5 separate regions of the Mus musculus genome follow, and regions 1, 2, 4 and 5 are each linked to region 3. A link is a loop called in an ENCODE intact Hi-C map of the cell type or tissue named here. Cell type or tissue: heart. All regions are shown on one strand. Each heading gives the region's core, and the rest is flanking DNA. Links, peaks and the distances in the headings are about the cores only.

Region 1 (6,220 bases), core at 552-5,551, 170 kb before region 3:
TTATCTCATTCAGCTGAAGACTTTTTCATTTTAATGAAAAGATTTTAGGAGCTGGAGAGATGGCTCAGCGGTTAAGAGCACTGACTGCATTTCCAGATGTTTTGAGTTCAATTCCCAGCACCCACTTGGTGGCTCACAACCATCTATCATGTGATCTGATGTCCTCTGATGGAGTGCTGGTATACAAGCAGATAGGCCACTAGTACATAAAATAAATCTTAAAGAAAAAAAAAGAACTTAATACTGCTAAAAGTACATAGAAAACTGCTAACACTTATTTTGCTAAGAAAATGGACCTAAACAGCTTTAGGTTTTAGCAAATCACTTTTCTGGGCAAGATTGTATCATCTGTAGGCTAGAGAGATGGCTCAACTGTTAAGAACCCATACCTCCCTAACAGAGACATGAGCTTGGTTCCCAGCACCCACCTGAGTTGTCACACAGCCAGCTATAAGTCCAGCTCCAGAGAAATGGTAGCCACTTCTGGTCCTCAACAGGAGCTTCATTCTTAGACCCTTACCACCACCACATGCACACAAGACTAGAAATCTTTAAAAAGTAAAAAGAACCTATACTTTTTTTAAATGGTCTTTGGACACCAGGTAGTATTAAGAATCCAGAGAAACATAATCTTGATCGATTGCACAACAGAAAAACCAGCTAAGCTGGGCAGTGGTGGCTCACGCCTTTAGTCCCAGCACTCGGGAGGCAGAGGCAGGCAGATTTCTGAGTTCAAGGCCAGCCTGGTCTACAGAGTGAGTTCCAGGACAGCCAGGGCAACACAGAGAAACCCTGTCTGAAAAAAAAAAACAACAAAACCAACCCAAACAAACAGCTAATTGGGGGTAGAAAGATGGCTCAGCAGCTAAAAGCACTGACTGTCCTTCCAGAGGTTCTGAGAGTTCAATTCCCAGCAACCACATGGTGACTCAAAACCATCTCTAATGGGATCCAATGCCCTCTTTTGATGTGTCTGAAGAGAGGGACAGTGTACCCACATACATAAAATAAATAAATCTTAAAAACCAATAGCCAGGCGTGGTGGCGCACGCCTTTAGTCCCAGCACTTGGGAGGCAGAGGCAGGTGGATTTCTGAGTTCGAGGCCAGCCTGGTCTATAAAGTGAGTTCCAGGACAGCCAGGGCTATACAGAGAAACCCTGTCTCAAACAAACAAACAAACAAACAAACAAACAAAAAACCACCCCACCCCACCCCAGCTAGTCATGGTCTGGAGAGATGGCTCAGCAGTTAAGAGTGTGTCTTGCTCTTGCAGAGGACCTGGGTTTTCCTACCACCCAGATCACACCAGACAACTCACAGGGGGATCCAGGACCCTCTTCTGCCCTCCATGGACATGTGTGGGCACTGATGCACTTGACAAGCAGGAGCAAACACACATAAAAATAAATAAAAATCTTTAAACCAGCTGATTAACCAGGGTGAGCAACGCTGCTGACCTTCCAGGCACCTGCACACATGCACATACCACGATGTAAGCCTACGCATAAAAACCAGCTTTTTAGAAAAGTATGTATTTATTTATATGAGTATCCTGTAGCTGTCTTCAGACCCACACAAGAAGAGGGCATCAGATCCCATTACAGATAGTTGCGAGCCACCATGTGGTTGCTGGGAATTGAACTCAGGACCTCTGGAAGAGTGCAGTCAGAGCACCGATGTGCCATCTCTCCAGCCCAACAGTTTTGGTTTTTTATATTTTAAAGAATAGTGACTTGAGGCTGGAGAGATAGCTCAGTGGTTAGAAGCACCAGCTGCTCTTCCAGAAGACCCAGATTCCACTCCCAGCACCCATATGGCAGCTCACAACTGCCTGGAACGCCTGTTCCAGGGAATCTGACACTCTCATGCAGAGATACATACAGTCAAAACAGCAATGTTCTTAAAATAAAAATAAATTATTTAAAAAGAAAACAGTGTCTTGAATAGGCAAACTGGGCATTTAGTACTTTCAGATAACACCTAAACTTCCCAACTATCCTACAAGGATAAGTTTTACGTTATCAATAGACAACTATAGTAGAGATTAAGTAACAACTAAAGAATATATTGTTGAAATGTAGTATACCCAAATGGTACAGAGACATGACCGTTTGAATCTTGTTCTATATAGGCTCCTGGCATTATAGCCAATCCCATTGTTAAGTGAGCTAATGGACTCTAGATCTAGAGTTCTGAGGACCACACACTGGATGCCTCTGCCATCTGAACCAGTCAGATCACTGTCATCTAACATCTATAAAAATTTTTTTTAAAGATTTACTTATTTGTTTTATGTAAGTACACTGTCACTGTCTTCAAATACACCAGAAGAGGGCATGGGATCCCATTACAGAGGGTTGTGAGCCACCATGTGGTTGCTGGAAATTGAACTCAGGACCTCTGGATGGCTAAGCAGTGCTATTAATTGCTTAGCCATCTCTCCAGCCTCCATATATAAGAATTTTATCAGGGCCTGGTGACAAAGGTCTATAATCCCAGCTCCTCAGGAGGCAGGAAGATCAAGTGCATGGGAACCTTAGCGAGACCCTTTCTCAAAAAGTTAAAAAAAAAAACAAAAACAAAAAAAAAAAAACTATGTGGGGCTATGTAGCTCAGTGGTAAGGCACTTGACGGCGATGTAGGATTCCACCCCGATGAATAACAGAACCTACCTCATAGGACTGAGAGGAATCAATGTGATTTTGAGTATAAGTGGATTTTAGGAACTGTTAAGAGCCTTTGCAAATACAAAGTTCCCTTCGTCAACAAGTTTATCTTTGAGCACATCTCTTAGTAGATGCTAATAATCACAGCACATCCTACAGTCACTGTAATGACTCGTGTAAAGCACACGAGTTTTTGGCTGACAAACGAACTCTGTAGTAAACCTGACCAGCACCCTGGAGATGGACAAACTGCTTTCCCAGCCCCAACCCTCTTCGTACCCTTTGTTTTATTCACAGCCCACTAAGTCCGGGTTCTTGGGAACCTTGTACTGAATGAAGGTAGGAGTCTGGCCCACCTGCGAGTCCCAGTTCTGCTGCCAGGGGGCGCTGCGCTCTGCGCCACCAACCGGAGATGCGCGCGCAGGGAGAAGGCGGTGCCAGCTCGGCCAAACGAGCAACCCGAGAAGAGGCGGAGCCTGCGGAACAAGATGGCGCCGTCCGTAGTGCTGCGCTCGTTTTCGCGGCTGCTGGCCCCCGCCCGGCTGCCGAGCTGCTGTGAGTGTCTTTTCAGAGCCCATTCGGCCCTCAGCCTAGCCCTCATCCAACACGAGCCACCCTGGAATCTCCGGAGGAGGAGGAGGTCGCGGTCCAGGCCGACCTGCAGTGACCTTCACTGGCCGCGAGCCGGGTTCTCCACTCATCATTAGCCGTCAGCTTTCCTCCAGGCTAAACCCTGACCTCTGCGAATGGATTTTGAGTCTTTTTGTCCCAGGCTTTTCAATGTCTGGGAGACCCTTCCGGGGCTGCCTCCCAACCTCCCACTCCAGAGCCTATGAGGGCCGACGAGGCTTTAACCCAAGCTTTGAAGGCGCCCTGAGTACCAAGGACGACCTTCTGTCTCTGCTGGTGTCCCCGAACAAATTACTTAGGTTCTTTGAACTATGTTTCCTTGACTCTTTAAATTGGGGACGAACAGATAGAGGACAAATGACAACAAAGCCGTAGTGGAGCGCGCCTGGAATCCCAGCCCGGTGGAAGTGGAGACAGGCAATCAGGAATTCAGGGCCAGCCCGCACTACAAGAACCTCTATCTCAAAAATTACATCACTAGTATATGTTAGATATTCCTCGCAGACATCAATAAAACACATATTCTCTTTCCTTTTTCAGCTTCAACACGGTCGAAGTTCTATGTCCGGGAGCCAGTCAATGCCAAACCTAACTGGTTGGCAGTTGGACTGTCCGTGGGCGCCTCGGTTTTCATGTGGATTTATGTGAGTACCGTACTCACCGAGTCCCCTGGAGCTGAAGTTACAGACATTTCTGAGCTGCTTGTTGTTGGTCCTGGGGACCAAACTTGGGTCCTTTGCAAGCAGTACATGCTCTTAACTGCCAAGCCATCTCTGCGGCTCCAAGTTCATCTACATTTTTGAAAGTTTTTCCTGATGGAAGGCTTAATTGCTGCGGAGATCATTAAGGATTGAAATTAGGTCTTTGATTCCCAAGAATCTTATCATTGCATTAGTCATTGTTCTAGTTACACAGTCTGTCAGACTGTGGTTCTAAGAAAGTAGCTGCTCTCTGACTTCTAATTAACATACACAGAGGTGAGGGTTGGTCATTTAATCACAGTGTGAGGCTTCTAAGGTTGGAAGGACAGCATACTGTATTTAGACATTGCATACACACACACACACACACACACACACACACACAGAGGTACACAAAAGTATAGCATATACTTATCAGCCAGCCTACAACACACTCAACAGCTAGAGTGTCACTTCTTATAATTCCATATGCTTTCCACTGTATCATTCTCAAATTTAATGTCAGGCTGTGGCCAACAAATTATTCCACTAATAATTTTTGAATTTGAATTTCTTACCTTTTTAGTTGTTTTAATCCACCCAATTTCTCTCATGAAACATAAGGATCTCTACTTGGTTTCTTGGTCTTTAAGCTGCTGGAAGCTCACATTTCTAATTTTAACCATTATCTTGTAGCTCATCCAAACACACAATGAAGATGTTTTGGAGTATAAAAGAAGAAATGGATTGGAATAAACTTTGGAAATAATACAGTAAGTACAGTTATAGAGGACATAGATTATGGAAGTTTATCTGTGTGTTTGTGAATGAGGCAGGGTCCCACTCCAAGGACACATGCCTTTTTTAGTTCTAGCACTAGAGGGCTAGAGGGAGGCAGGTCTCTCTGAGGCCATCCTGGTTTAAGTAGTGAGTTCTAGGACATCCAGGGCTAAGTAAAGAGACCCTGCATCAAAAGAGAGACTGAGTCTCACTGCATAGCCTTGAACGCATTATATAGACTAGGATCCACCTGCCTCTGCCTCCGAAGTGCTGAGATTTAAGGAGTGTGCCTGCAGGGTGACACCAGTACTGGATGAGGCCATGCAAACCTGTAATGCGAGTACTGCAGAAACTGTGGCAAGGAGATGCTGAATCTGAGGCTAGCCTGGTCTGCACATCAAGACCCAGTCCCAAACAAAGACAGCAGGGAAATCAACAGTAACCACACCACATTGAGTCACATCTTCTTCACTGGTACTTTACGCTTTGTTTCATAGCACTTGGGACAAGCTGGCATCATTTGCGTGTGCTTCCTAATGTCTGTTTGCTGTTCTTATACTTGAACGTGACTTTCTTCTGTATTAATGTTCACGTTCTCAAACTGTCCTGAATGCCCAGCCATCTTAGGAGTTTAGTATTTGTAGGACAAATGACTGTATAGAGGCAGCGGATTCAGGATTTTTTTTTCTGCGTGGCCATGTTATGATTGTCACTACAGCTAGCATCCACTGAGGAGCTCAGGTAAAACCTAATATGAATGATTTAAGAGAGAAGATTTGTGAGTATGTTTGTGCACGCGTGTGTCACACAAAGCATATATATATCACTTAAAGTATATGCTTTATTTCTGAAAATTATTTGAAAGGAGTTCTTGATAAAGTGAAATCCCTCGTTACAATTAATCGTATCTTCTAGACTGAGGAGTTAGCTCAGTGGTTAAAGCAACGCCACATAAGCCTGAGGACCAGAGCTCAGATGCTCAGGAGGCATAGCATCCACGTGGAATTCCAAAACTCTGGAAGTGGACAGAGGATTCCCAGGATAAGATGGCTAATCATATTAGCCACTGGGGAGCTCTGGGGCCAATCAAGAAACCCTGCCTCAATGAATAAGGGGAAAAGCCATTGATAGACACCCCCAGCATCCGCCTGGGGCCTTCCTGTTGCTGTGCACACATGCAGACATGCACATGCACCACACACAAAATATGTCAGTTTCCATGGGTTACACTGATAAAAATACCTTGTATCTGCTAGATAATAAACATAGTAATCACAACACACATTTTCTTTATCTAAGAACTCTGAAATTTAACACTTTAGAATTTATTGTCCAAGTCTTCTGCTGCTTTTTTATACCACTTTGCCCATTTCAGTACTTATGCTATGGATCTAAAATTAAGTACTGAGGGTTTGTTTTTTGGTTTTTTTTTTTTTTTTTTTTGAGACAGGGTTTCTCTGTGT
Region 2 (6,220 bases), core at 469-5,468, 51 kb before region 3:
GGGTGAGGAGTTCTGAAATTAAATTATGGGTATTTAACAACATAGCTGTGAGGCAGCAATGAAAAACCAAGGTGTTAAACAGTTGCTATGGTTAAATAATAGTATTGGGGAGGCTACAGAGATGGTCGAATGGTTAGCAGCACTTTCCCAGAGGGCCTGAGCTCAGTTGCCAGCATGGTTCCATATCAGGTGGCTCATGGTTGCCTGTAACCCCTGCTCTAGGGGATCTGACGCCCTTGACAGAAATCTACATGCATACAGCGTATACTCACACACACAGGTGAATTAAAAAAAAAAGAATCTGGCCTGTGGTGGCAGCACATGCCTTTATCCCAGCACTTGGCGAGGCAGAGGCAGAGGCAGATGTATCTCTGAGTTCAAGGTCAGCCGGGTCTACAGAACAAGTTCCAGGACAGCCATGGCTACACAGAGAAACCTTTCTTGAAAAACAAACAGACAAACTAACAAAAAACCAAAACAATAACAATGCAAGAATGAAAGAGAAAAAGAGAGGAAGGGAGGAAGGGAGCAAGGGAGGGAGGGCGGGAGGGAGGGAGGGAGGAAGAAAAAGAAAGAAAGAAAGAAAGAAAGAAAGAAAGAAAGAAAGAAAGAAAGAAAGAAAGAAAGGAAAGAAAGAGTCTTTAAATATTTAAAAAATAAAGACTGTGGAGGTAACAGCCCTCGCACCACTCCTGGCAGCCTGGATAATGTCCAGGACTGTGAACTTCCAAACCAACCTGCTAGAAAAGTGTGTTCACCGTCTCTGCTTGGATCTGAGGCTGGTAATGCAGGAGGAAACCCGTGCATGGAACTTTAAACCTCATCAGAAACACATGGCTGGGGAGTTACAGGCCCTAGTAGCAGACTTAGTACTGCTGTTTCAACTGATATTGGCTCAAAGTGCCTTATGAGCATCTAGGCTCACGGCCACGGACAAATGCTCACTTACTCTTTTGTTGTTGTTGTTTTGTTTTGTTTTGGGTTTTTGTTTTTGTTTTTGTTTTTTTGAGACAGGGTTTCTCTGTATAGCCCTGGCTGTCCTGGAACTCACTTTGTAGACCAGGCTGGCCACGAACTCAGAAATCCGCCTGCCTCTGCCTCCCGAGTGCTGGGATTAAAGATGTGCACCACCACGCCCGGCGCTCACTTACTCTTAATGACAGAAGCTCCTCTCTGCTGTGAACTTAGAGCCCACAGCTGCCCTAGGTGCTGAGAATAAAGGATGGATGAGTGTTCAGCCCTAAACAGGACATTTCCATCACCACCTCCAAGGCTCAGAAAACACCTCGGAATGAGAAGTGGGAAGAACGCAAGAGCTGGAAAATAAGGAGAAGGGCTGTGTGCAAATTGCCACCGTGGGCCTGACACAGCGGCTCTGTCTTGAACTCAAGAAGATCAGTTACCTGCCCGAGGAACTCTACAGGACTAGACCTGTCACCAGGCAGCTGTGGATGGGGGATGGCTCTCTACCCTTCCCTGCTGCACTGCTGGATGCTGAAACGTTCTAGGAGGGGCGAGTCTTTGCTTTTAGTTGTGACCCTATCGGTGAGCCCACCGTCTTCCAATGGAAAGTTCCAACCCCAGGATCACACAGATGGCCCTGGATAAATTCAGTGGTTCACAAAATAAAACATCATTAATGTGGGAAAGGCATTTCTAAGGAGGAGGCGGCTTAATAGGAGTGGGAAGGACGTGTAATTAGAATGCAGTGTATATATGTATGAAGTATTGACAGATAAGAGAATACCTGCTGGGAAGTGTAATCAGGGCTGTGAGATGTCAGTGGGTAAAAGCACATGCTGTCAAGTCTGATATCCTGTGTTCATTCCCTGAAACCCTCAGACTCGAGGAGGGGGCTGAGTCCCCTCAGTTGTTCTCTGACCTCCACACATGTGTGGTGGCATGTGCCTGTCTCTCCCCGCAATAAAACATTCAAGGTGTAATCGAAAGAAACATAAAAATTTAGTGACACTCTTCCATGATCATAGCTTCATTTATTCCAAGTAAAGACTGGCAGGTGAAGTCCATCTAAAAATACAGTGAATTCACAGTAACGTTCCAGGGCCATTATGATGTTAGAAGAATTGTTAGTGATGAAATCACTGTGCTTAGACTGAAGGACAAATACCACGCAACAGTTTCAATGGATCCAACACACATTTGTTAAAATGTATCATCTACTGATGATACAGACTTGAAACCTCATAAGGGGTAGTACTAAAAATGTAGAGAAAATTGAGTATGATGGCCCATACTCAATACAGTAAATACCATTTACTTAAAGTAAATATCATTTGTCAGGCAATATCTTTACATGCCATTGTTACTGGAGGTCCTAGCTAATGCAATAATGCAAAGGGAGTTTATTTTGCTGTGATACAACACCTTGACCGGGACCAAAAGCAACTTGTGTAGGAAAGGGCTTATGTCCTCTACAGTACAGGTAATGTCCATCACTGAGGGAAGGCAGGACAAGGACTCAGGCAGGGCAGGGACTGAAGCAGAGCGAGTGCTGCTTGCTTCCTATTGCTTAGCTTGTTTCCTTACAATCCCAGGACCACCCACCCATCGCTGGCACTGCCTGCAACGATCTGGGCCCTCCCACACCAATCACCACAAGAAACTGTCTTACAGGACAGTCTGGTGGGGGCATTTTCTCAGTTGGTCTCTCTTCCTGACCTATGTTAACTTGATGTTAAAACTAGCCAGCACAGGAGGGACAGTCTTGAATGATGAGAATAGACAGGGTTGAGAGTATGTCTCAGCTGTAAACCACTTCCCTTGTATGCACAAAGCTCCTAGTTCAATTGCTAGTACCATGTAGATACAAATGTATCTTTATATGAAACAAATGTCATTCTTTGAAAATGGGTTAGTATTTGAAATCTGAAAGACTATCATTTATACTTTTTTAAAAAAATTTTTTCTCATACATTAAATCCCAACTGCAGTTTTACCTCCCTCCACAACTCCTGGTCCCACCGCCCTCCCGTCCAGATCCACTTCTCTATTTCTCCTGCTATTTTCAAAAAAAGAGCAGGCTTCTCAGCCATCCTCCTTAAAAACAGATAGAGCAGGCCTCCCAGGGATATCAACTGAACATGGCATAACACATTATAGTAAGGCTAGGCACGCACCCCTCCTGTCACGGCTGGACCAGGCAACCCAGCAGGAGGAGAAGGATTCCAAGAGCAGGCTAGAGCCACACCCCCCACTCCCATAAGAACACCAAGCTACACAACCACAACATATTCAGGTCCTCTGAGTAAGTCATGGTTGTGATCTGTCTCAGACCAGTACAGGGTCCATGATTGTTGCCTCAGTCTGTGAGCCCATGTGAGCCCTGCATAGTTGATTCTGCTGCTGGCTGTGTTCTTGTGTTATCAATGCCTCTGGCTCCTGTAGTCCTTCCCCTCCCTCTTCTGCAGGGTCCTCTTGGCTTCGCCTAGTGTTTGGCTGTGGCTCTCTGCATCTGTGTCCATCAGTTGCTGGGTGACATTTCTGACAGTTGAGCTAGGAACTGAGTTCCTCATATCTACCATTAAAGTTGCTATGGAGGTTCATCACACAGAAAAGAAAAAGTATAAGGGTTGCTGTATATAGCAGCAGTAATCATTAAGAAAATGAAATATAATCTCACAGTAAAATCCAAGCCAAATAGAACAATCTCCATTAAGTACCTAGGAATAAATCTGACAGCATAGCATGCGGCCTGTTTACTACAGTAATGTCTCACGCGTTGTAAATCTAAGTAGATCAGAGTTATTTGTTCTTTTAATCTTTAATCTGAAGATACATAAGAGAACTAAGCATGATAAATCTAGTCTTCCTTTTCCAGCATAATGGAACTTTTCCAGTTTCCTTCTTGTCAAAAACCAGGAGGATTTGCTTTTGGCAGAATTTGACAAGCTCCTTTTCAAGGAGAGATCTTTCAGGTCTAGGCCGGTGGTTCCCAACCTGTGGGTAGTGGCACTTTTGGTGAACCTCTATCTCCATAAATATTTACAGTGTGATTCATAACAGTAAAATTACAGCTATGAAGTAGCAACAAAAATAACTTTATGGTTGAGGGTCACCACAACATGAGGAACTGTATTAAAGTGTCACAGCGTTAGAAAGGTTAAGAACCATTGCTCTAGACAATTCTGCAAAGAAGAAGGGCTTGTGTCCTTGTCTTCTGTCCACAGAGAATGATTTCTGGGCAGGAGGAAGGGTGTGGGCTTAGTATACAATGCTCTGCATTTAAACTCCAGAAGGAAAGGAGAGGGAGGAGAGAAGACTGCGGAGCTGGGGAAAATATAAAATACAGGCATGGACGGCGGGTGGGGTGTGCCAACAATCTCAGTGCTTGGGCGGCCACGGCACTTTCAAAGCTAGAGCTAGAGAGTTCCTCTGTCAGAGAGAAGAGAGATGGAGAGATGGCTCAGCAGGTGAGAGCACTGGCTGCCCGTTCTATGGACCAGGGCCCCATCCACATGGTGGTCCTCCACCACTTGTAATTCCAGGGGATCCAGCACCCTCTTCTGGGGTCTGTGGATATCAGGCATGCGTGTGATGTAGACTCACATTCAAGCAAAACACCCATCCAGACACCTAAAATTTAAAAACAAAATAATTAAAGCTTGTTTTCTTAAAAAAGTAAGTCAGGTAACATATATCTTGCAAAATTATTTCCTTCTTGGCCACAGTGATGGAATGTTATCACAAGACCTGTAGAACAGAGCAGAGCCTAGAAGCAGCCCCCATACATACAGAGTCAAGTGTTTAAAACGAAAGAGGGGCTGAGGTGCTTGTGTACACCTTGAATCCCAGCATTCAGGAGGCAGAGGCAGGTGGACAGGGCTCCTCAGAGAAACCCTGTCTTCAAAAACCAAGCCAAGACCAATCCATATATTAAAGTGAGAGAAAGGGAGGAGAAAATGTGAAAAAAAAATTAAAGTGTACTGCGGGGAAATAATTTCGCAAGATACACTGAGAGTCTAGAAACAGAACATGTATGTCCACATCTAGTCATAATAGACATCCATGTGGAAAATAAGGAGTAGAGACGGACTATTTACTAAAGCATATATATATATATATATATACATATATATATATATATATGTGCTCTACATATGTGTATGTTATATAAACACACAGATGCATAAGGATAAATAGAGATTGTACAATTGCAATTGTTTTATGCTTAAGGGATTTATTCCTTATCTTTTGTATATATACTTTGTGTCTAGCTCCTATGTAAACATCCAATTTAATTTGATTAGGGAACTTTTTTATGTTTATACCCAATTATATATCTTTATACCCTGATTAAATGTTATTAGATGTCTTAGATGCAGATGGTTTTTAGTAAGCACTATTGTTAATACGCTTGCACGTTGCTTAGCATACATCTAACCAGTTACTTGAGCTGTGGCCCATGGTCCTTGCGCTAAGGCATGTTTCCCTCTATGGACATGGTCACGGCAGACCTCACTGCAGTTAGAGGGAACCTAACTCATCCATGTTCTTTGGTTTGTCTTCGGAAGGTTTTTCCGTTTTGTACACATATTCATGCATGCTTTATCTTTTTACATTGTCCTTAGGTAGTTTTAGAATAAGATTACACTGGCCTCAAAAAATACAGGCGGCTCTCCCTTACTTTGCCCTGTTTTCAGGAAGAATTGAATGTTAATTAAAATTGATGAGAATTGTGTAGTATCTGAAAAGGTATTCAAGTCTGGAGGGTTTTGAGTAGAGAAGATTTTGGACAATATTTTAAGTTTTTTTTTTTTTTAACAGTTTTCTTGAAGTTTACCATTTCAGCTAAAGCACGTGGATATTTCTAGTGATTCACGGGCCATGTTTATTAGCATAAAGTTTCCTAAAGCATTTTATTGGATAGCGGGTATCAACTCAGTATTCTGACTTTAATATCCAGATATGTATATATTATGACACATACATATGTATAATCAGTACATATTATATTTTATTTTCTCTTACGATGATTCTTGCTGAGCCCAGAATCCCTCTTGGCTTTATGAACTTCCTGTTTGCAGCTGCATTATGTAATTTTTCTTGCTCTTATTGCTTCCTTCCTCTTTTTTTCTCTTTTTTTCCTCTTTCTTTTTTTTTAAACTCAGTTTTTCCATCTTTTTGACTTGAATGCTTAGTTTGTTTTTGTTTTTGTTCTTTTTTGTTTTGTTTTTGCTTTTGAGATAGCATCTCTATATGT
Region 3 (6,220 bases), core at 468-5,467:
CAGGTTAGCACAGTAATTTTACCTTCAATTCAAGAGAAATGAAGACTCCAAGATTAAAAGGAATATCTCAGAATTATCACCTGAATACAGGGTAAGTATGTCACAGGCTGTCACAGGCTGCTATGAAATACAGACTATAGTGTTTACAGAACACAGGGCCTTGTCATGCTAAGCCCGTGTCCTACCACTGAGCTATCCCCCCAAGGTACAAGAAGGGCTGACAAGCAGACAGATGGCGTTGCTTTCATTTCAACTGAAAAGCACACCCTGCCATTGTCTCCTTTGGACTCTAAGTACGGTCTCAGCCATGCGCTATGTGGTTCTGGAAGGATAAAGGATATTCAAAAGTGAACAACAGCCTTACATCTTCCCTGGCTCACCATGAAAGGAAAACGCCTTCAACAGCCTAGTGAAGAAACATCCTAACTGGAAGGCGCCTGTTGCAGAGAGCGCAGCCCTGCAGCACCACCTTGCAATGCTAACACCTAAGCACAGCGCACCATAGAGCAGGCTAGCCCGAAACCCGCCTGACATCACAGACCCATGGTTCGCCAGCCTGGCTCACTGTTCAATCATGGGGAGCGTCAAAATTATACCCGGCTGCTAAGCCTAGCACTCCTGATAGAACCCGAGGGTGTGGACCACCTAAAACTTCACAATACTCTACAAGCAAGGCTGAGATTCACCAACATGCAAATCCTAAAGAAATCCTGCCCTTTCTCCTACCTTCTCAACTAGCTAGCAACCAATTTTACAAATACGTATTTCTAACAGCTGTTATTACATTATCTAGTTTACACTACCATCTAACTACATCTTATATGCTATATCTCAGATTTTTATAAGTTCAGGATTATTATAAAGATAAAAAATGACTCAGATCTAAACATTGCCTAAATTTTTTTGTTTTGTGTTTTGTCCTAGTTAGGGTTTCTATTGCTGTGACTAAAAAGCAAGTTGTGGAGGAAAGGGTTTATTCAGTGTACTGGCTAGTTTTGTGTCAACTTGACACAGCTGGAGTTATCACAGAGAAAGGAACTTCAGTTGAGGAAATGCCTCCATGAGATCCAACTGTAAGGCATTTTCTCAATTAGTGATCAAGGGGGAAAGGCCCCTTGTGGGTGGGACCATCTCTGGGCTGGTAGTCTTGGTTCTATAAGAGAGCAGGCTGAGCAAGCCAGGGGAAGCAAGCCAGTAAAGAACATCTCTCCATGGCCTCTGCATCAGCTCCTGCTTCCTGACCTGCTTGAGTTCCAGTCCTGACTTCCTTTGGTGATGAACAGCAATGTGGAAGAGTAAGCTGAATAAACCCTTTGCTTCCCAACTTGCTTCTTGGTCATGATGTTTGTGCAGGAATAGAAATCCTAAGACATTCAGCTTGCATTTCCATATCAGTCTTATTGGTAGGAGGTCACGATAGCAACTTAAACATGGCGTGAATCTGGAGGCAGGAGCTGGTGCAGAGATCACGGAAGGTCACATCCTGCTTACTGGCCTGCTTCTTATAGAGCCCAGGAGTGGTACCACCCACCATGGGCTGGGCCCTCTCCCATGGATCACTAGTTGAGAAAATGCCTTCCAGCGGGGTCTCATGGAGGCATCTTCTTAACTGAGGCTCCTTCCTCTCGGATGGCTTTAGCTAGTGTCCAGGTGATACACAAACCAGCCAGTACACATTTCAGGGGCTGGGGAACGGCAGGGAGGCAGGTGGATGGCAGTCACCTGTCCTGTCTTGAGGCATCATCTTATTACTGTCCCTCAGAAGACCTGGCAGTCAGCAGTGCCATAAGGCCAACAGCAACCCATTTTGTCTCAAAGAAATTCAGAGAATTTGGGTTTTGTTGACAGGATTTCTTCGTGGAGCCTTGGGTACCCTAGAACTAGCTCTATAGACGCCAGGCTGGCCTCAAACTCAGAGCTCCCCAGCCTTTCGCTGCCTCCAGAGTGCTGAGATGAGAGGCACGGACCACCTTCTCCTCCTAAAGAATTTAATGTAAAGAGTGCTTCAAGTTCAAGGCCGACCTGGTCTTTACAGTTTCAGGCCAGCTGGGGTTACACAGCTAGACCCAGTCTCCCATCGCCCCACACTACATTAAATAAAAGACCATATCTAGCTTTATCTAGACCTCTCTCTTCAGAGCTAGAGACTAAACCCAGGGTCTTATATTTGCTAGGTAAGTGTTGGACTGAGCGGTCACAGCTCCTGGCTGGGAGTGTGACTTTAAATAAGGCAGCTTTATATTTCTAACTAGATCAGTGGAGGCAGCCTCATAGCTGAGATCCACACTGGTGCTGCCTAGTTCCCGAACTGTCCTAGCGCAATCAGAAGCAGCAGCTCCTCACCACACTCTCTTCAGTTATCCAGCAACTACTCCTCGCCAACTCTCTTGTTATACAACACAATCCAGCTGACGTAATAAGCAAAATCCAGGAACGTCTTAGGCACGCACCTAAGGAGATTTGGAAGCTGATCAACCTTAGACCTAGGGAAACCTGGAACAATGAAGTGCACACCAACACGGCATGACAAGGACCAGCAGCCCAATGCTGCCATCTGCTGGCCATGCACTCAACTCCCTCTAAAGGTTAAGATGAGCTTATTCAGTGGTTTTACTGGTGTGGGGTCCTGAATAAATGTGGCCACCTGCAGGGCAAGTAAGTGAAAGTTCACACAAAATGACAGGGGACAGGCGGATGTTAACTAGACTGCATACTTCGCATACTTTGAAGGAATCAAATGTTCAAGCACCCGCCTCTAGGTCTAGCTTCTAGCTTTTTTTTTTCTTTACCGGACATACTTTTATAACTTTAGTTGTCCTTGGATATTTGAGCCATTTCTCCTTTCACATCCCAAGTGCTGGGATTAGCAGTGTGTACCACCGTATCCTGGGTGAGGGCAGGGACAGTGCACCGTGCATAGTGCTTTAGAAAATGCTAACTGGGCTGGAGACATATGGTGGTACAGCACTTACCCATAATGGCAAAATAAATACATTTTTATCAGCAAAGCCCATGGTGTTTGGCGGGCTGCCCTGGGTTTAACTTTACTCATGAGGACATAGTTCCGCAAGTTTCAATGCTATGTAGACCAGTGGTGAAGTGCTTGCACAGTGTGGGCAGGACCCAGAGTTCAATCTCTAGCACTATGCTTACATCAGTTACAGCTCTGTGAGACTGAACAGATGTACCTAGCCTGTCTGAATGATTCGCGGCTCTCTAACATTTAAAGAGCAAGCAGGCTGTTACAATGTCAAACTATGTGTTCCCATTACTCTCCCAGCGATCCCCAAGTCCACATGTGGATACTGATGTTAGGAGACTGTAGCTGGGGCCCTGAAGAAAGCTACCTGCACCCTGGACTGCTGAGCCACAGCAGCGCCTCCAGCAACAGGGAGAGGCCAGGCACACACAGCAGCCCAGACTTTGTGCCAGGAATCATCAGAGGTCAAGTTTCACCTCCTCCACCTGCCGACGTCACTGCCGTCAAGGCACACACACTGGTACAGCACAGACTGTACAAAGCAGTGTCATGACCCAAGTGGCATTTCCAGAGATAGACAGTGAAGGTCATGACTCTCCATCTAATGTGTCTAAAAATACAAACACCTAGACACAGTGCCATAGTCCATGAAGAGCAGGCAGAAAGTCAGAGGCGAGGCAAGACAGCCAGGGCATGTTCCAGAAGAGGCTGAGCCATATTTTCAGTCATGACAGCCCTATTAGAAAATATCTCTCAAGAAATCTTTTACGGGTGGGTAGGGGAGTGGGGGTGGGTGGGTATGGGGGACTTTTGGTATAGCATTGGAAATGTAAATGAGCTAAATACCTAATAAAAAATGAAAAAAAAAAGAAATCTTTTACACACACTCTCTCAAAAACAAACAAATTAAGACTAACTTTAACATGTTTGCTGTGCAATTGCTTATCACCCGGCCAACTGCTTCCCTAAGCTGGGTTCTAGAACAATGCTCTCAAGAGATACATGGAAAAGCCCAGCACAAGCAGTCTGGTGCCATCACATCCCTGAATTAATAAGACCCGAGTTGCTTTAAAAATGACCTGTTCTTACAGCTGTGAAAAGGCTCAAAGGAATAGTCTGCTGACAACAGAGTTCTCTAGAACAGGGTCCACAACTATGGTCCAGATCTACTGGTCCCCTGCCCGGCCTTGTGCGGTTGCTAATCTATGAAACACCATTAGTTTCTTCTATATTGATAAGTTGTTGAGAACAATATTCCAGGACACGTGAAAAAAAAAAACCCTCAAATTTCAATGTCCATAAAAAGTACATATATTGCATACCACCTGTGGATAACACACCTGCAACTGCAGGGGTTAGACATGGGCCAAAGCCTAAACATTCACTAGGAGGCTCTTCAGAGACAGTCTGCCAATTCATGTTTTAACCTTTATTAAAATGAAACTGTCCCTGGGAATGGTGGTTTAATCTTTAATCTCAGCACCGGGAAGGCAGATGCAGGTGGATCTCTGTGAATCCAAGGCTGGGCTTGTCCATCTGGTAAGCTCCAGGCCAGACAGGGCTGCTTGGTTAACACAGAGCTGGTCTTAGAGACCTTAAGATAGACCTCTAAGTCTGTCTCCTTACCTGCTTTCACCCACGGCTCCTGGAGAGTTTGCACATATGATGAAATCAACCAAGTTTTCTGTCACTTATAAAACAAGGAAAGACAATTTCTCATACAGGAATTTCCAGAACCTTCTGCGGGTGGTAACACATGGCTGTAGTCACTTGGGAGGGAAGCCAGGATGACAAGGGGTTCAAGGTCAACCTTTACTACATAGTGAGTCTGAAGACAGCCTAGGTAGGCTACATAGTAAATTCCACTGGGCTATTTGATGAGACCTGTCACAAACAATAAAACACAACTAAAGTACAGTTGTAAATTACTTTTAAAAATGGAAACTGGTTATTTATCTGGCATACCATAAGTCACTCTGTCTGCTGGTTCAAGACAGCAAAATGGAACATACTAAGATCTTTTGAGAATAAAGCACCTACATTCCAAAAAACTTAGGGCCGGAGAGATGTCTCTGTGGTTAAGAGTAGTTACTGCTCTCACAGAGGACCTGGGTTTGGCCCCTAGCACACAAGGCCGTGACTCACAGGCACCTGTAACTCCAGTGCCACAAGGTCAGACACTTGACTTCCTAGGATGCCAGGTACACCTGTGTTACACATACATACATACACACACAAACAGGCAAAACATTCCTATACATAAATAAAACTAAAAAAAAAAAAAAACCATAAAGAATTAGTCAGAAAGCCACAAGTTATGCCATCAATAGGGCAAATTCTTGGCAGCCATGTTGGGTTTCTTACAACCTCCAGCTCCCTGTGATCCTCTAGCCTCTTATAACCTCCCCAGCAACCTACACATAAGCAAACAAACTACGTAAAAAGGAGATTTTAAACAGCTGCACTAGTTTCAGCCTGCCCTTCTCACTGCCTGCAGGACAGAATCAGATAAAGCTCTATAAAGAAAGTGAGTACACAACTTAGGCCTGGAGAGGTCTGTCCCCAGAGTGAGGCAGGCCAGATCAGGAGCAGACGATGAACAAACTCCCTGGGCATGTTTACGTAGATTTCCCCCCTTTGGTTCACTTTGGTTGTTGTTGTTTTTGAGGCAGGACCTCATTGTGCAGTCCAGGCAGGCTTCAAACTTGAAATCCTCTGGCATCAACCTCTAGAGGGAGGGTGGGCTGGCATTACCAGCTTGTGCTATCTTGCTATTTTTCCAGGGTATTTCTGAGCAGGGAAAGAGAGCACAGAAGACAGGCAGCCTTCCTTACCTTTGGCAAAGAAAGTGGTCTCTACTGGCTTCCTCATTCTACAGACAGGCCTAACTACCACTTTCCAGACCCCCTTCCAAATTAAGGCCGTGCAAATTGGGACTGTAGCTCAGGGGGAGTGTCCACCTAGCATGCACAAGAGACACAGGGTTCAAAGCCCACCACTGGATTTAGGTGCAGGAAGGGCAGATAAGAAGGGAGACATAGAAGACTGAGAGGTCAGTACTCTATCTAGGAGCAAGGGACTTCCTAGACACGTGATCACAGTACTTCTTGCTGGTGCCGGGGACTGAAGGAAGAGTTCTACCACTAAGCTACATTCCCTGGCTTTATTGTATTATTGACTTTTTGAGGCAGGGTCCTCTGCCTCCCAGGCTGGCCTCAGACGGGCTGTGTAGAGAAAATG
Region 4 (6,220 bases), core at 623-5,622, 120 kb before region 3:
AGTAAACTGCTTGCTGGACAAACATGAAGATCTACAGTCAGTCCCCAGCATCTGCATAAGAGATGGGCAGAGCCGGACACATCAGCGTCCCCCGTGTTGACAGCAGGGACAGATGCTCTGGGCTCAATGGTCAACCAGCCTACTGTCAGGTTCAGTGACAGACCATGTTTCAGAAAAGGAAGTATAGAAACAAACTGTGGAGAGGGGAGATGGTGGCCCATGGCTTTAATCCCAGCACAGAGGCTGGCAGATCTCTGTGAGTTCAAGGCCAGCCTGGTCTCCAAAGTGAGTTCCAAGATGGCCAGGGCTATACAGAGAAACCCTGTCTTAAAACAAACAAAGAAAACTACAAAGATGTGCACACCCCACACCCAGGCCTGTTCCCAAAATAGAAAGGAAGGAAGGAAGAAAGGAAGAAAGGAAGAAAGGAAGAAAGGAAGAAAGAAAGAAAGAAAGAAAGAGAGGAAGAAAGAAAGAGAGGAAGGGAAGAAGGGAGAAAGGGAGGAAGGAAGGAAGGAAGGAAGGAAGGAAGGAAGGAAGGAAGGAAGGGAGAGAGGAAGAAAGAAAGAGAGGAAGGAAGGAAGGGCAGACTGTGGAAGACCCACATGTTCCTCATGGGAGAAGGCACCCATGATACCTGTCTCTGTCTGTCTGTCTGTCTGTCTGTCTGTCTGTCTGTCTGTGTCTCTCTGTATCTTACACACACACACACACACACACACACACACACACACACACACACACCTAAATCAGGACTACTGAGAACTGAAAAGGTATTAAGGTAATCCCAGCATTCAGGAGGCTGAGATAGGAGGACTGAGTTTGAGGCCAGCCTGGCCTATGTAGTGCTCCTTGTTCAATCCTTTATAAGCAAACAAGAGAGGCCTCATTACTATCTTCCTTTTGCAGATGAGAACACTGAGAGAGAACACAGACAATGTGAACACATGTGAGGGCAAGAGATGCCAGCTCACATCTACCGGGTGCCAACACATGCATGAAGTGTATAAAACATGTATTAACTCATTTCACTTTCACTCTAATTGTAAAGGGTGTACCACGGCATGGTGTAGGCCTATGAATCTCAGCACTCAGGAGGTTTACCAGAAATCTAAGGTCAGCCTGAGTGGGCTCCAGGATGAGCGTTCCAGGCTACAGCCAGATCTACAGAATAGAGACAGCGTCACTCACAACAAAAGACAACAGGCACAGACGAGGTTTACACGGGAAGTGCTATGACTTTACGGATTAGCTGACTTCATCCTTCAAACAGGCTTATTACCTTGGCCTCATTATTATTCCCTTTTTGTAGACATAAGTGGAGATGAAAAAAACAAAACAAAACAAAACACAACAGGTGATTAAGTACTTCAGCAAGGTTATATACATCTTAGTAAGCGGTGGTGCTGAGAACTGAACAATTTCGTTTATCATCAGAGTCTACGTCTTAATCACTCTTAAATCTATTTTATGTACTGTAGAATCCCATTATAAATGCTTTTAGAATGCATTGACTCAATTGCATTGCATGCTCTAAGAGGAGAGAGGAACTTTTTTTAAAAAGATTTATTTACTTATTATATGTAAGTACACTGTAGCTGTCCTCAGACACTCCAGAAGAGGGCATCAGATTTCGTTACGGAAGGCTGTGAGCCACCAGGTGGTTGCTGGGATTTGAACTCGGAACCTTCAGAAGAACAATCGGTGCTCTTAACCACTGAGCCATCTCGCCAGCCCCAGGAGAGAAGAATTTAAATGGATCAGCAATCTTATCATATGTCTAAAATTAAAGTGTATTGGCCTTGTGACTCTGCTTTGAAGATTTTTCGGTAAATAGGGCCTCTCCATTCAATCATTATCTGTCTATCTATCTGTCCATCCATCCATCCATCCATCCATCCATCTATCTATCTATCTATCTATCTATCTATCTATCTATCTACCTACCTACCTACCTACATACAGTATGAGTGTATGACTGTTTTCCTTGCACATATGTCTGTGCACCATGTATGTGCCTGATGCCTAAGGAGATCAGAAGAGCATGCTGAATCCTCTGGAACTAGAGTCACAGACAGTTGTGAGCCACCATGTGGGTGCTGGCAACCAACTCAGGTCTCCTGTGAGAGCCGTAAGGGTTCTTAACTGCTAAACCGTCTCTCCAGGCCTCTGGAGTCAGAGCTTTTCTTATGGGCTGTGACTGTGATGCCTTCAATCCTGCAGGAGAGTGTAGGCCAGTAAATGAGTACCTTCTTAAGACATTTGCAGTGGTTGTTTTGAACATAACCCATCCACCCCCACCCCACCCCCAGCTTGCTGACTTTGGAGTCTGAGATTTAAGGCTGCTGATTACAACAATTCCCAACTATGTTAAAATACAGTGTCGGTGGGTAAGCAAAACCCAAAATCTGTGGTGAGTTCAAGGGTTTGAGGGGTGTGTTGGAAACTCAGAAATGCTTTTTTTTTTCTTTCTTTTCTCAAGACAGGGTTTCTCTGTGTAGCCCTGGTTGCCCTGGAACTCACTCTATAGACCAGGCTGGCTTGGAATTCAGAAATCCGCTGCCTCTGCCTCCCGAGTGCTGGGATTAAGGGCATGCACTTTTTTTTTTTTTAAAGATTTGTTTATTTAATAAATGTGAGTACACTGTTGCTCTCATCAGACACGCCAGAAGAGGGCATCAGATCCCATTGCAGATGGTTGTGAGCCACCCTGTGGTTGCTGGGAATGAAACTCAGGACCTCTGGGAGAGCAATCAGTGCTCTGAACCTCTGAGCCATCTCTCCAGCTCCCACAGAAATGCATTGTGGATGTAACATTTGAGTGTTTGATTCTAAAGAACAAGTAGCTCTGACACACAGGACAAGGGAGAAAGGCTGTCCTCTGCAAGGGCAGCTGGGTGGGGAGGTTCGAGATGTGACCAGTGAGGAGCCATTTGTGCCCCAGACTCCATCAGGACAAATCTCGAGGGCTGAAGAGATAGCTCATCTGGTTCAAGTCCCAGCACCCACATGGTGACTTATCACAGTCTGTAACTCTAGTTCCAGGGACTCTGATGTCTTCTTCTGGTCTCCTTGGGTATCAAGCCTACTAGTGGTGCACAGATATACCTGCAGGCAAAAGACCCATATACATAATAATAACAATACTGGTACCAGTAATAATAAAAAGGAAAGCCTTGGGGTATCGTGTAGATACTCTAATTACTACCAGCTCTTTGCTTTCCTATGCTATACTCAACAAATTGTTAAAAAATAAATAAATAGTGATAGCATTCCACTTTAAAAAAATATTATTTTTATGCATGTGTCCAGTACCCAGAGAGACCAGCAGAGGGTGCTGCACTCTCTGGAACTGGAGTTGCAGTTGTAGGTAGCCACACAGATCTGAAGACTGGTGCTGAGCTAAAGAAGCCAGTGCTCTTAACCACAGAGGCATCTCTGCAGCTCAGCAGCAGGCAGAGGCAGGCAGGTTCTCTCTGAGAACGAGGCCAGCCAGTGCCACATAGTGAGACCCTGTCTCAGAAGGAAGGGAGGGAGAGATGGAAAAGTCTTGGAAGTCTATCTGGGAGGGTGGGGCTGATTTGGGCTGTGCATAGAGGTTTTCAGTGCCAGGATCAGTTCTTATTAAGGCATCCTGCTATGGGTGATGGTTCTTGGAAAGAAGCAAAGGTTGACTGACTGACTGGAACTGCAGTAATATGAAGAGGTCGGAATGTTGCAGGTCCAGAACCTAATGACTATTTATCTTAGACTATCTTTAGTTTCTAGATAGACATTTTTAACGCACCTCTGTGATGGACCTAACATCCTGTGACTAACAGATAAAGACCTTGTGGAATGTGTTCATTTAGCAGACACAAAGCTTCTACCAAGCTGAAAGTTAAGAATGCTATCAGGTAGCATCTGGTGTTTACAGCTGAGATCGCTTTGCTGTGCGCACACTTAATGTTTCCACCAAGGTATTTAAAAGGTGTCTTGGGGCTGGAGAGATGGCTCGGCAGTTAAGAGAACTGACTGCTCTTGCAGAGTGTCAGAGTTTGGTTCTAGCATCGCCTCGGGAGGAAACAAAGGTCTCTCTTCTCCATTTCCAGGGGATTCAATACTCTATCCCAAACCCTATGACCTTCTACACTCAGGTAGTACACATAAGTTCAGACAGGCACCCATGAACATAAATCAGAGTTACATAGTCAGGCCAGATGGAGTATCAGTTAAGAACATTTTCTCTTGGAGAGAAAGGAGCTAGATTTGATACCCAGCAACCATGTGGTTCATATCCATTTGTACCTCCATTTAAAGCCATCTTCAGATCTCCATGGGCACCAAAACCAGATGTGGTCCACATGCATACACACAGGCAGAACACACATAAAGTAAAATGAGTAAATCTAATCTAATCTAGAAAAAAATGTTTTAAAAAGTTTTTTTAAAAGTATCTTGATTTCTAACTTGATTTTGCTACTCAAAACTTCTTGAAACTGCTTCTATGTTGAAACACAGAATTTGGGGTAACTTAAATCTGTGTTCCATGTCTATGCTCATTCATATACGGCTGCAGAATACAATGTGTTGGTTTTTTTTTGTTATCACCTTCGAGGTAAGGCTTATGTTTTTGCACTCATGTGGAGGATCATATTTCATCATGTACAGGTGGTCATTTGAGTCTGTCAAGTACCTAGGTTTGTGTTGGTTAGTGTGATGGTTTGTATATTCTTGGACCAGGGAGTGGCATCATCTGGAGGTGTGACCTGGTTGGAATAGGTGTGTCAATGTGGGTGTGGGTTTAAGACTCTCACCCTAGTTGCCTGGAAGTCAGTCTTCCACTAGCAGCCTTTGGATGAAGACATAGAACTCTCAGCTCTGCCTGTGCCATGCCTGCCTGGATACTGCCATGCTCCCACCTTGATAATGGACTGAACCTCTGAACCTGTATGCAGCCCCAATGAAATGTTGTTTTTCTGTAAGACTTGCCTTGGTCATGGTGTCTGTTCACAGCAGTAAAACCCTAACTAAGACAGTTAGAAATAGAAAAGAGTCACCATTTATTAAGAAACAGAAAGCACTCCTGAGAATGGCTGTTGCCTAGTGAGCTAGGGGAAAAGCTGAAACAGCAGCTGGCCAAGAGGACCATGGCACCCCCCCCCCAAACACACACACACACACACACACACACACATACACACATTCAGGGTTGTATGACGTACCCCCCCCACACACACACACACATACACACACACTCAGGGTTGTATGACGTAGGTTTTGTTGAAACGTTCTCTGTCTATGACGCATAGGTACAGAAGGCCTTTCAGTCTCTACTTTCCAGTCACAGGCTCTACTGCAACAGTCTGCAAAAACTCTAATACAGCTGTGAATGAGGTATTTTCAGGTTGGGAAGAATGGGAACCAGCCTGATCAACCAACTCAAGGGAGATATGACAGCACGTCACAGGAGAGTAACCCAGAGAACCCTTGGGGGACAGGTGAGTCTCAAATCAGTAAACGTAAATTTCAGGGCCTCCCAAACTGATGGCTTTAGGGATGGAATAGAGGTGGGCCCTTGAAATCTATCTACTCAAGTGCCAAGTGATTTCACAAACTTTGTAAAGGAAGGCATTTTAACCACGGTGAGTGGAGAGCTCTGTCGACTTACACATTCCTGAAGTCTGTGCAAGAAATTATGCTAGCACAGCTTTTCCCTGTAGGCATAACATGGCCATCCCATTGTCATCCTGGAGTAGAAGAACCGCCTTGCAATCCTGGCAGAGAAATAAGCACATCAAGGGAGACAGGGAAGCCTGGGTCAGTGTTAAGGAGCTCATGACATTCCTTATTTGGGAGAGAGAGGTTCACAAGTCTCTCATCAGGAATTCCAGATGTTACAGCCCCACCCCCTGGCCTCCTACTGGCCTACTGTTCTTCTACCTCCTGCCAGCTGCCAGGAATCTTAGAAGATGCTAGGCTAGGAAGATGAAGGTTAGCAAAAGGATCCTTAGTGATGCAGCTCCCCAGAGGTCACCGTTATGATGATGTGGGACTTTGTCGGTGATGGAATTGTTCTGAGGTCACCCATGAGGTTCTAAGTAAATCCTCCCTCGTGCATTGGGAAGTAATCCCAATGCACTCGTGGGTTACTGAGCTAGACTTTGGTGGAATCATTCATTACCTTGAGCTGTCCTTGGCTCCCTAACTAGTAGGAACAGATATTGACTCAGTCCCAGGA
Region 5 (6,220 bases), core at 790-5,789, 130 kb before region 3:
TTTGGGGGACTGAGGGTAGGAACAACCAGGATGGGCAAAAGTCATTGGCTGAGGGCTTATTGTACCGAAATGTTTCATTAGCATGGGGAAGCATTTCAGGAATCTCAGGTGCTAGCTGAATATGTTCTTATTAGAAGAAAGGAAATTGATTATGTAATCTAACTGAGGTTATGTGATATTCCTTAGGTTTTGTGTGTGTGTGTGTGTGTGTTCTCGCACTTAGAATTTCTCAGACAAGATCAGAGAAGAAGCGCTGCTAACGAAGGGAGTCTTTCATTACACACTGAGCCTCAGAAGGTTATCTAGTTAATGGTGGAGTTCAACCTTAATTTGCAGAGTTTTCCCACAGTAATATATGTGTGTAAACACAAAATACAACGGTGAGTGTAAATATAAGTTAGAAGACAATTTGACAGGCACATCACATCTGTTTAATGCAACAGTAGCAGGAGTCCCTTTACTGGAGCCTATAGCATATGTAGCCACACGTTTTTGCTCTCATACACAGTATGAAGTTCCCTCCTTTGGAAGAGTCTTAAGTTAAATCAGAGAGCATTTGGTTCCAACCACAATAGTCACAGCACTAATGAATCAGTGGGCTTATCCTGCTTAGAGTGTTGGATGGTTTCATGTCAACACAGAGAGATTCTCCATTGAGAAAATGTCTTTGTAAGATCTGCCTATACACAAACCTATAGAATATTTTGTTAATCAGTGATTGCTGTGGGAAGGCCCAGTCTATTGTGGGTGGTGCCACCCCTGGCACATGGTCCTGGGGGTGTATAAGAGAGCAGGCTGAACAAGCCATGAGAAGCAAGACAGTAAGCAACACCTGACTTTCCTGGATGGACTACAAGCTGTCTGATGAAATAAACCCTTTCCTTCCAGGTCCTTTTTGGTCATGATGTTTTATCATAGTGGTATAGAAACCCTAAATAAGACAGTAGTGTAGCACACAGGGTCCATTGTTGAGCTGGACTGTCAACAACCAGCTTTGCTCCGCAGCCAGTGCCCTGCAGGACTAGGAAATCAATCAGGGGAGAAGAAGCCTCCAGCTCAGACTCATGGATTTCTCCACACTCTGCTGCCAAAGCAGGTACTGTCTTTTGCAATGGGAACTTAACATCTAGTTCTGGCATACAACCAACATCAGCGCCAATAATCTCTGCAGCATGTAGAGCCTCGGGGGCCAACAACTCACAGAAGCAATTCACTTCTGATACGGGATTTTCCATCCAATAGCCTTATAGCTTCTGGGTGTGCCTTCTTTTAGAAACTACTTTTGTCTAGGGGTGGTGAGATGATCCAACAGTTAGGAGAGCACTCTGATCTTGTGTACCTTTCATCCTAGCATTGGAGAGGCAGAGATGGGCAGAATTCCAGTTCAAAGCTAGCCTAGTCTACCTAGCCAGTTCCAGGCCACCCAGGGTTACATAGTAAGACCCTGCTCCTCATCACAAAAAAAGACATTAGGTGGCTATAGTGGGGTTCATGCCTTTAATCCTAGCATCCAGGTGGCAAGGGCAAATGAATCTCTGTAAGTTTGAAGCCAACCTGGTTTATAAAGAGAATTTCAGGCTAGCCAGGACTATATAGTGAGATCTTGTCTTTAAAAAAAAAAAAGTACATTTCTTTATTTTTATTTTTTTGCTTGTTCATGAGGGTAGAGATCAGAGGACAACCTGTAAGAGAGAATTCTTTCCTTCCATAATATGGATCCTCGGGTTGGGGGAGAAACTCAGGTCATCGGGCTTAGTGACAAGGTTCTAACCTACAGAACCATCTCTCCAGCCCTGAGGGGTACACTTTTCCTCTGCTGCAGCATACCTTTGCTCAAATTCTAATCGTTGGGGTTTTGTAAATATTTCTTTATTAATGTGTGTGCGTGTGTGTGCGCGCACATGCTAAGTGTATGTATGAATACCATGTGCATTCGGTGTCTGCATTGGGCCCATTGAACTGGAGTTACAAGCAGTTGTGAGCTGCATGAGGTTGGTCTTGTGAAGTGACCCAAGTCCTAGCAAATGCCCTTAATTGCTGAGCCATCTGTTCAGCACCCTATATTTCCATTTTAATAACCCCATAATTATTTCAGTCAATACAGCCTGTGTATAGTTGTAAAATGAATGGAAGTACAATTAGTCCTGGTCCCTTTAGCCCTGTGACTGTGAAGCGAGTGCCCCAATCATTATCAGTTCTCCGTGCCTGTGGGTACCGCTGAGTTGGATAAGACCCAGTGTGCTTCACTCATGGATTGCTGCACAACACATTAACTGATTAAAAGTTTTCTGTTACAGGATATCTGAGCTGGTTTCTAGTTAGGTTGTGGCTCAACCCTTAGCACACACCTTTAATCCCTCTGGCTGGAATATAAACACATCCATAGCTCTCAGCTTTAATCCAAACAATGAAGGTAAAGTTCGTCTGTAGAAGGAAACACCCATGTTTGAAAGTGATGTCTAATTGAGTGGCAGAAAAAGTGACGAATCAGAGAAAGATCTGACAGATAGGATACTCCCAACTCTCACAAGGAGAGAGGAAGAGGAGCATTCAGCACAGGAATACAGTAGCGTTCCTAGAGAGTGGTACAGTAGAGTTGAGAAGGAGAGTGGAGCAGCCTAGAGCGAGAGAAAGAGGAAGGAGGCAGTTTGTGGTGGTTTGAATACGCTTGGTCCAGGGAGTGACACTATTAAGAGATGTGGACTTTTTGGAGTAGGTGTGGCCTTGTTGAAGGAAGTGAGTCACTGTGGGGTAGGCTTTGAGACCATCCTCCTAGCTGCCTGGAGGCCAGTCTCCCCTGGTTGCCTTCTGGTCAAGATGCAGAACTCTCAGCTCCTTCTCTAGCACCATGCCTTCCTGCATGCTGCCGTAGTTCCTGCTATGATGATAGTGGACTGGACCTCTGAACCTGTAAGCCGGCCCCAATTAAATGTTTGCTTTTATAAGACTCGCCTTGGTCATGGTGTCTATTCACAGCAATGGAAACTCTAACTAAGACACAGTTTTACCAGGACAGTTGTACAGAGACAGGTAAAGACAGAGTGAGCCAGAAAATGAGAAGAAGCCATATTAGAACATTGCTACTGTTAGTTTGAGGCACAGCAGAGCAATTCAGAGACTGAGAGAGAAGACAGCTTGGAGAGAGAGGAGTTTGAGTCAGAAGAGCTAGATTGAACCAACCAGCCAGAGTTCAGAAGGAAGAAGAAAGGGTGTGCTTAGCCAGCAGCAAGTTTCGGAGGCTGAAAACATCCTAGGCCTACATAATATTGTATGGAGGGTAGAGGCTTCCAAGACTAGGCCCAGGTTAGCAGACTGGGGCATTAAGGCTTGGAGACAATGGACTTGCGGCAGTGTCCACACAGGTGAGCACCGACTTGTATCCTTACTGACATATACGGACCCTGTATAGTCTCTCCGTGTCTTAATTTGGAACATGCCTCACATTTATTGTTACCATGCAGAATAGCAGACTATTTCATGGGAATGTTGGTAGCTCTAGCTACTTTCCAGTGTGTGCCAAATCACTGTGGCCAGACTGTAGATAAGAGCCTCCAGTGATCTCTGGAGGCAGATGGCTTGTAGCTTGGTAAGGGCATCTGCTTCCCGATTTTCAAACCTCAACCAGCTATGGGCTGCCAGCCACATAGAAAACCACTGATTCCTGTTGAACTCTGTTACATATGTCCTCCAAGATCTGCTGCCCCACAGTGGTGGAAAGAGCATCCACCTGGTTCTTTTCCCATTGGGCCAGCCATAAAGTCAGACCTCCGAATACAGCCCCGCTACTGTCCATATGGATTGTCACAGGGTAAATCTCACTACCAGTGAAACTGGTACTTTCCACTCTGCTGTCTCTTATCTCAGTCCGCTGGCTACGCTTTCTCGCTTTCTTGCTTCCTTTCTCCAGCCACACGGTGTCAGTGTTCATTTGCATTTCGACCGCCACCCAGTCCCGTTTGGTGTCCTCCCCTTCTGCAGACAGATGGTGTCCCTCTTAGCACTTTATCTCTCCTAGCGCTTGGTTCACTTACCCGGGGGCGGCTTAGAAGCTTGAAAGAACACTGGTGCCAACACAGCCTGCACGGCCTTGGCGACGGGACTTGCAAACACCGCACCACATTGCTGTAAAAAGTGCGAGCCGCCTCTGGCAAGTTTGATTTCGCGCTACCGGAGAAAGAGACGTGGCCTTTATTTGGATATGCAGCTTTCGCTGTCACTGGGATGCTGGGCCCTTCCTGTTGGAATGCTCCACGTTCATCCAGCAGTTGCTGTTTTAGTACTGTGCGCCAGCTTCCTTCCCTTTCCATGGCTAGGACCCAAACGCTATTAGAACTGTTTGCTCAAGCTGTTTTTTTCCATAGTCCCCCGAACATCTGGTGACTTCTAACACAAAGGGACACGGCCATTAAGGTTATCTTGCAAGGACCTTAGCTTACTCAGGAGCCTCTTGAGCCATCTATCTATTTTAGCACTTACAGCACGTGGTACATTTTTACTAAGTTGTTGGGTGTGATATTGATACCCCTCTTACTGGAGTATAAGATCTAGAATTTCACAGAGGAGCTCGCCCTTGCCTTTTGTGGACTGACTGCCCATCCTGCTTCCCTGAGGTGCACACCGCGAAGTCTTTCAGAGACGTGTTGTGAAACTTTTTCACTTAGGGGAGAGAGCAGGAGGAGAAAGCAAGGTCTCCAGCCACCTTCCCTTGACAAATAGACAGTGTGGCAGGTAATTTTGCATGAGTGGTAGAGACTCCTTTGAATTTAAATAACCCCTGGGGATTCAGCAACTCAGAGAATACAAAAAGACGGAGGAGAAAAGAAGGTAGAAGAAGGAAAAGAAGGAAGAGGAGGAGAAAGAAGGAAAAGAAGAAGGAAGAGGAGGAAGTAGAAGGAGGAAGAGGAGGAGGAGGAAGAAGAAGGTAGAAGAAGGAAAAGAAGGAAGAGGAGGAGGAAGAAGGAAAAGAAGAAGGAAGAGGAGGAAGTAGAAGGAGGAAGAGGAGGAGGAGGAAGAAGGTAGAAGAAGGAAAAGAAGGAAGAGGAGGAGGAAGAAGGAAAAGAAGAAGGAAGAGAAGGAAGTAGAAGGAGGAAGAGGAGGAGGAGGAAGAAGAAAGAAAAGAGAAAGAAGGAAAATAGGTGTGTTCGCAAGTTCCAACACCACATGGAGAGATGCCATTACTTGTATCTGTTGTTCTGGCATAAGAGCCGTGCTGGGCACAGTGGCATAGACATGGTAACTACCTTACTTAGTAGTGCTGGCCACAGCGGTGTAGATGGGGTCGACCTTACTTAGCTCTCTTCATCTGAAGTCTTTTATAGGAGCTGTCTGGCATCTTCACAGGCCACACACCAAGCTGAAGAAAGAAAGGCCTTCGGGTTGAGCAAATAACCTCTAATCTTTCTAGCTCCTTTAAAGTTGCTGTAATTTCAGCATAGACTTCCAGGTAGTCAGTACAATTTGATATTTATAGGTCGACTCAGAGCCGGAACTTTCTAGGTTCCCAGGGGGCCACTCACAAACGGCGGTCTTGACATTTTGCACTCTCAGGTGAAATTCTGCAATGGCGGCGTGCAGGGTGAGCACCAGCAGTGTGTCCACCCCCAGTAGATTCTCCTGCTGAGAAGAAGTTCACTCAGGGTTTACCCTTGGAGAGAGACAATTGCTATCACTGCGACTTACTGTGTAAACTTATGCCAACTTGACACACAGGATAGAGTTATCTGAAGGAGGGAAATGAGAAAAATGCCTCCATATGACCCAGATGTAAGCTATTCTCTCTCTCTCTCTCTCTCTCTCTCTCTCTCTCTCTCTCTCTCTCTCTCTTTCTCTCTTTCTCTCTCTCGGTTTTTTAAGACAGGGTTTCTCTGTATAGCCCTGGCTGTCCTGGAACTCACTCTGTAGACCAGGCTGGCCTCGAACTCAGAAATCTGCCTGCCTCTGCCTCCCGAGTGCTGGGATTAAAGGTGTGTGCCACCACGCCCGGCTCTCTCTCTCTTTTTTAATGATGTATTTATTTTATGTATATAGGTACACCATTGCTCTCTTCAGACACACCAGAAGAGGACATCAGACCCCATTGCAGATGGTTGTGACCCACCACATGGTTGCTGGGAATTGAACTTAGGACCTCTGGAAGAGCAAGCAGTCAGTGTTCTTAAGCAATGAGCCATCTCTCAAGCCCTAAGATATTTTCTTAATTAGTTATTGATGGGAGAGGGCC

Evidence for each region. Hi-C counts contacts between places; a loop is a spot of excess contacts. Peaks named below come from ENCODE experiments on the same cell type or tissue, not always from the same donor. Only the 100,000 strongest peaks of a DNase experiment are listed, where the experiment ranks them.
Region 1: it touches region 3 in a loop (3-fold over the local background); 6 of 42 quality-filtered maps call a loop at or near these places.
Region 2: a loop joins it to region 3, with 2.8 times the contacts of the local background. A loop is called at or near these places in 14 of 42 quality-filtered maps.
Region 4: it touches region 3 in a loop (7-fold over the local background); 33 of 42 quality-filtered maps call a loop at or near these places.
Region 5: a loop joins it to region 3, with 8 times the contacts of the local background. A loop is called at or near these places in 33 of 42 quality-filtered maps.

The regions. Positions count from the first base shown.
Region 1 is chr3:51,405,866-51,412,085 of GRCm38, reverse strand. Ndufc1 (NADH:ubiquinone oxidoreductase subunit C1) reads left to right here and starts at 3,131. Exons shown (of 4, transcript NM_025523.1): 1 at 3,131-3,222; 2 at 3,838-3,941; 3 at 4,674-4,750. The coding sequence starts at 3,156. The coding sequence ends at 4,733. In heart, for the core only: no CTCF peak of the experiment used is centred there; a DNase peak (open chromatin) is centred at 3,145; H3K4me3 peaks cover 1,712 bases; H3K27ac peaks cover 1,399 bases.
Region 2 is chr3:51,281,741-51,287,960 of GRCm38, reverse strand. The region is part of intron 4 of Elf2 (E74-like factor 2); the gene reads left to right. Among named protein-coding and RNA genes, the nearest start is that of 4930577N17Rik, 8.1 kb to the right of the region's middle. In heart, for the core only: no CTCF peak of the experiment used is centred there; a DNase peak (open chromatin) is centred at 3,380; H3K27ac peaks cover 283 bases.
Region 3 is chr3:51,230,948-51,237,167 of GRCm38, reverse strand. All of the region lies in intron 1 of Noct (nocturnin), which reads right to left. Among named protein-coding and RNA genes, the nearest start is that of Noct, 9.6 kb to the right of the region's middle. In heart, for the core only: a CTCF peak has its summit at 2,566 (motif pointing left); DNase peaks (open chromatin) are centred at 2,557 and 3,497; H3K4me3 peaks cover 554 bases; H3K27ac peaks cover 4,042 bases.
Region 4 is chr3:51,350,674-51,356,893 of GRCm38, reverse strand. No RefSeq gene overlaps it. Among named protein-coding and RNA genes, the nearest start is that of n-TPtgg7, 4.6 kb to the left of the region's middle. In heart, for the core only: a CTCF peak has its summit at 3,311 (motif pointing right); no DNase peak of the experiment used is centred there.
Region 5 is chr3:51,363,133-51,369,352 of GRCm38, reverse strand. No RefSeq gene overlaps it. Among named protein-coding and RNA genes, the nearest start is that of n-TPagg5, 6.8 kb to the right of the region's middle. In heart, for the core only: CTCF peaks have their summits at 3,683 and 3,882; DNase peaks (open chromatin) are centred at 3,942 and 4,272; H3K4me3 peaks cover 1,105 bases; H3K27ac peaks cover 634 bases.